2 separate regions of the Homo sapiens genome follow, and region 2 is linked to region 1. Evidence: chromatin loops called from intact Hi-C (ENCODE). Cell type or tissue: PC-9. All regions are shown on one strand. Links, peaks and the distances in the headings refer to the core of each region. The heading gives the core; the rest is flanking DNA.

Evidence for each region. Hi-C counts contacts between places; a loop is a spot of excess contacts. Peaks named below come from ENCODE experiments on the same cell type or tissue, not always from the same donor. Only the 100,000 strongest peaks of a DNase experiment are listed, where the experiment ranks them.
Region 2: a loop joins it to region 1, with 2.1 times the contacts of the local background. A loop is called at or near these places in 3 of 110 quality-filtered maps.

Annotation. Positions count from the first base shown.
Region 1 is chr6:134,536,062-134,538,984 of GRCh38, reverse strand. All of the region lies in intron 1 of LINC03002 (long intergenic non-protein coding RNA 3002), which reads left to right. Among named protein-coding and RNA genes, the nearest start is that of LINC03002, 2.5 kb to the left of the region's middle. RefSeq lists an enhancer at 877-2,076. In PC-9, for the core only: no CTCF peak of the experiment used is centred there; a DNase peak (open chromatin) is centred at 1,594; H3K27ac peaks cover 1,621 bases.
Region 2 is chr6:134,377,924-134,380,846 of GRCh38, reverse strand. No RefSeq gene overlaps it. Among named protein-coding and RNA genes, the nearest start is that of LINC01010, 58 kb to the left of the region's middle. RefSeq lists a silencer at 295-354. In PC-9, for the core only: no CTCF peak of the experiment used is centred there; a DNase peak (open chromatin) is centred at 1,596; H3K4me3 peaks cover 1,066 bases; H3K27ac peaks cover 1,455 bases.

The DNA.
Region 1 (2,923 bases), core at 272-2,771:
TTATGTCCATGTGTACTCAATATTTAGCTCCCACTTGTGAGAACATGCAATATTTGATTTTCTGCTTCTGCGCTAATTCACTTAGGATAATGGCCTCCAGCTGCATCCACATCTCTGCAAAGGACATGATTCCATTTATTTTTATGGTTGCATAGTATTCCATGGTGTGTATGTATCACATTTTCTTTGACCAGTCCACCATTAATGGACACCTAGGTTGATCCCATGTCTTTGCTCTTGTGACTAGCGTTGTAATAAACATATGAGTGCAGGTGTATTTTGGTAGAATGATTTATTTTCCTTTGGGTATATATCCAGAATGGGATTGCTGGGTCAAAGGGTAGTTCTATTTTTAGTTTAAAGAAATATTTTAAATCCCTCTTTCCCATATCTCCCTGTAGAATTTTCTAAAATGCTGTTTGTTCCATGTATTCTGATATTCAGAAAAAACAATTATTTTGCTTTAACTTTGTACAAAGTTCTGAGGATCAAGATATTACCAAAACACCATCTCTGTTCTAAATATACATTTTAAAATTATCATGCATAATTAGTTATGTGTAAATGTTTCTGCCCTCACTGAACTGTGAGCACCTTGAAGAAGGGAGCTAGACCATATTCATCTTCCTGTCTCCAGTGCTGACCACAATGTCCTGCACATAGAAGTGCTTAGTGAATATTTATTGACGGACAGGTGGATGGATGGGTGAGCAGATGGATGAATGGATGGCCATGCTATAGCCTAGCACATTTACAAGTAGGGATTTAATTCAGGCTATCCACATGGTGCTTGGCATGACTACACCTGTTAATCCTCTGGGCATTTATTATCCCACTCTTTTGTTTGTTTGTTTGTTTGTTTGTTTGTTTTTTTGAGATGGAGTTTCACTCTTGTTGCCCAGGCTGGAGTGCAATGGCACTATCTCAGCTCACTGCAACCTCTGCCTCCTGGTTTCAAGCGATCCTCCCACCTCAGCCTCCTGAGTAGCTGGGATTACAGGCACGCGCCACCATGCCCAGCTAATTTGTTGTTGTTGTTGTTGTTGTTGTTGTTGTTGTTGTTGAGATGGCGTCTTGCTCTGTCACCTAGGCTGGAGTGCAATGGTGCCACCTCCGCCTTCCAGGTTCAAGCGATTCTTCCACCTCAGCCTCTGGAGTAGCTGGAATTACGGTGCACGCCACCACGCCTGGCTAATTTTTTTTGTAGTTTTGTAGAGACGGGGTTTCACCATGTTGGCCAGGCTGGTCTTGAACTCCTGATCTCGGGTGATGTGCCCGCCTCAGCCTGCCAAAATGCTGGGATTGCAGGTGTGAGCCACCGCGCCTGGCCTGTTACTCCACTCTTAATTACACAGAATGCAGATATTTTCAAGATCACCTTGTCCAACTCCTTCAGTTTACAGTTGACGAAATGAGATTCAGAGAGAGAATTTGATTTATCCATAGTCACATAGCTTATAATTAAGTGGCAGCTCTTGGTTAACATCCAGACCTCTTGATTTTCAGTCAAATGCCAACTACATGATGTTGCTTTCCATGACTCATATTTGGAGGTTTTCAGGCACCCTATGGAGCAGTCTGTCCCTCCTGGCTCATCTGGGGCAATATGAGAGCAAATGGGGCTAGAACAAAACTGGATGAAAGGAGAAACTCTGGGGCTGCTGAATTCACATGCCGATGGTGCTGGGGAAAGGTATGAACAAGAATGACTCACGGTTATTCAGGCTGATGTCATTCCATGACTCCCTCAGAAGATGCCACACTCAAAATTCAGCAGATGGCATGCCATCCCTTCCCTAGGTTTCCTGGCTAACCTCTGGAGATGGTGATGTCCAGCCCTACTCCACTTACCAAAATCTCTGTTTTATGTAAAGTCCAGCCTTTGGAAACCCTTTCCAAAGAAGCTTTTTTCCCCACCACTTAATGGTGAGGCTGATGTAATGGTACTATCTCTAGACCTTCCTGATATAAGGAAATGCTCCTAATGCATTATTTCTGATGGTCTGGATTTTGGTTTCTCTAAGTTATGCCCAGTTACAATGCATCTAAATGCATATGATGGATCTATACTTAACCAGAATGTTGTTTATTAATAATTTAACCTTGGGCCAGGAGTGGCGGCTCACGCCTGTAATCCCAGCACTTTGGGAGGCCGAGGCGGGTGGATCACGAGGTCAGGAGTTTGAGACCAGCCTGGCTAACATAGTGAAATCCCGTCTCTACTAAAAATACAAAAAAGTAGCCAGGCGTGGTGGCGGGCTCCTGTAATTCCAGCTAGCCAGGAGGCTGAGGCAGGAGAATTGCTTGAACCCAGGAGGCGGAGGTTGCAGTGAGCTGAGATCAGGCCATTGCACTCCAGCCCAGGCGACAGAGTGAGACTCCATCTCAAAAAAAAAAAAAAAAAAAAAAAAAAAAAGAATTTAACCTTGTAGAGTAAACTATTTTAGAATGAGCACATAACAGAATAGAGGAATCTCAAAATAATTATGCTGAGTGAAAGAAGCCAGACCAAAAAAAGAGTACATACAGTATGATTCTGTTTATATAAAACTCTGGAAAATGCAAACTAATCTAGAGGAAGAAAAAGCACAGCAGTGGTTGTCTGGGGAGATGGGGAAGGAGTGGAAAGGACAGAGGGATAGAAAGGGGAGCAAGCAAACTTTGGAGGGTGATGAATATGTTCACTGTCTTGATTAGGGGATCTGCATATGTCGAAATTTATCACACTGTACAACTTAAATATGTGCAGTTTGTTGTATGTCAATTATACCTCAAAAAGCTGTTTTTCTCAAAGAATGTAATCTTTTAACGTTCAACTAAAATACTGTATTATTAAGTTTTCAATAAGAGAAGCAAAAACACTAGGATGCCTGTGTGTATGTATGTATATGTATTTATACAGTTCCAGGGATTTGACATTACA
Region 2 (2,923 bases), core at 135-2,634, 160 kb after region 1:
GAATTTCAAATTATAAAAAGAAGGCTCCATATATTTTTCTTGGATTTTTGTTTGTTTGTTTATCTCTGAGCGCTGGAGAATTCCTGCTTTAGTGAGGATTGAAAATTGAGTGTTAGGCTATCTTTAGACTCATTTGAAAAAAATTGTTCAATTTAGGTAAATAATTCATTGGCAGCTGGACATAGTGGCTCACGCCTGTAATCCTAGCACTTTGGAAGGCTGAGGCGGGCAGATTGCTTGAGGCCAAGAGTTCAAGTCCAGCCTGGCAACATTGCGAAACCTCGTCTCCACAGAAAATACAAAAAAATTAGCCTGGTGTTGTGGTGAACGCCCACAGTCCCAGCTACAGAGGCGCTGAGGTGGGAGGATCATCTGAGCCCAGGAAGTTGATGCTGCAGTGAGCTGAGATCATGCCACTGCACTCCAGCCTAGGCGTCAGAGTGAGAGCCTGGCTCAAATAAATAAATAAATAAATAATAATCCATTGGCTATTTTATTTGATTTTACCCATTCAAATAAACATTTAAAAAATAACCAGTTTTTTTTTTTTTTTTTTTTTTGCCAGAATTCATTTTGTTCCTGTTTATACAATAGTTTGTATATGTAGACAAAACTTAATACCTTGTTTGGTAGAAGAAAATGGGCATAACTAGAACATCAGCATTCCTCAATTCCAAACTTGTTCAGTCAATAGTAAGCAAGAGTGTATGAAGATGCACAGGTATTTAGCTTAAACTTTCATAAAGAAAAAGACTACCCATGCTTTTAAATTACTGGCCTTATGATTTTTGAAATACAAGAAGAAAAAAAAAAACAAAAAAGAAGAAGAGAAGGAGGAGGAGAAGAAGGAAGAAGGAAAAGGTTATTTCAAAGCATGGAAAGAAGCAAATGAGAGTCAGGTAAAAATTTCAACTTCAGTAATCCTAATATGCACTTCTGTGCCTGTTGCATAGTTGGAAGACAATTACTTTGGCTTTCACACTTTCCAGTGAAAAGGGCTATTCTGACTTAGCCGTCCTGGAAACACCTGCATCTGTTGTGTAATATTAATGAACTTGAATTTGGAGTGCTAGCACTGTACCTCTCTCTATGAATAATAGGGCACACATAAATGATTAAAACAAGGGAAACAGAAACCTCCCCAGGATCAAATTCATTTATCAGCCCACCAAGGTCACTGACCTCAATAACCCAGGGCCTAGCTACTAAAATGATTAATTGATCTATTCTTTCATTTCACTTATTTAATTTGAAGAGGGCTGAAGTGAAAATATTTTCAATGAATTGACCTGTAAGCAATTGTATTTAGCTTGCTGCATCATCCAAAACACATATTAGTGGCAGTGAGAAGCATGAATACATGCTATTAAACAGATAAAGGTGAACAAAGAAACCACAGTGAGACAGGAGAATAGGGTGTGGAGGCCGGGAAACTAAGGCCGATTTGTGCTGACTTCCTATAACTGAATCAAAAGGAAAACCCCACCTCTACACACTGAAGTAACAAAAGGATCAGAGGCTACTCCCTTTGCACTGTGTGGCAGATGATAAATGGAAAGTACCTCTGATCGGCCCCCTCGCATAACCAGTCAGACTGGTTGTGGGCCTAGTCTTCATTTGCCTAAGAGTGTAACTTTGTTACTTCACTTCAGCCTCTGATTGGTCGCCTTCTGCAACCAATCAGACTGGTTGTGGGCCATTCCTTCATTCACATGGGGTGTGACCAAGTAACCAATGGGGAAATTCTAGAGGGTATTTTTAAACCCCAGAAAATTCTGTAACAAGCGCTCATCAGCTGCTTGCTTCTGTGGCTCCCTCTCTGTGGAATGTACTTTTGTTTCAATAAATCTGTGCTTTCGCTGCTTCATTCTTTCATTTCTTTGTGCGTTTTGTCCAATTATTTGTTCAAAATGTCAAGAGCCTGGAAGACTTGTAGTCAAGACCCTCCATCAGTAACAATAGATTTTCTTATGCATCTTCCTGTTACTTAACTTGTTATCCCTGGTTTAGAACTCTCCTTATAATTCTCCATACTATTATAACCTCAAAAGGTGTACTGATAAATGAATTGAAAGAATATCCTGGCAGATATAGAGATTAAATTGGATTTCTATAAAGAAAATATTTAAGAAATTTTAAAAATGTGTTTATATTTACAGTCATTGTGGGGTGGAGGGTGGGGGTAGGGAACTTGAGCAGAAGGTCATTTTGTTTTTGTATACAGCTGACAACTTTCATCAGATATTGGTATGGCAAAGATAAGCCTGGAATTCTGTTTAGAGTAACGGTATAAAAACCTGCAGTGATCACAAAGTCATAAAATTAGGAGCATGTAGGCTTATGGTTAAGGAGAAGACATGATTAAGATAAGCTTTAGAGAAGAGGCTATGAGGAGGAAGCAAATTTACTTAATTTTTAAAATTTCATAAATAAGTAAATTGATAAATAAACAAATAAAAAAGGTGTCCTTCACTTTAGTCAACCAGTATGCTCAAAAGGACTTTCAAATTCAATTTTCTTTTTGACATTTGAGACATTCCTATTTCATGGAAAAACCTTGAATTATCATCCCATATATTCAAATATTTTTTATCAAGTTGAGTTTTATTTTGGGTTTTCTTCAAGTGAGGAACCCCTAATACAAGTTATATTTTACATTATAAATGTTTGTATATTCTAGTTTAATTTGCAGTGAACATTTGCCCTAAATGAGAACTTAAAATGTATACTAAATGTAGCATTAAAAACAGTTGTTTGCATTTTATGTCACAGCCCATCCTTGACAAAGACACCTGCATGAAAAGCAGCAAATTTGGATAGCAATACCAGTAACCAGCTATAAAGTTCTGTAAGTTAGTTCCTTTTGTGAATTCTCTGATTGATTGATTGATTTTGAGACAGAGTCTCGCTCTGTAGCCCAGGC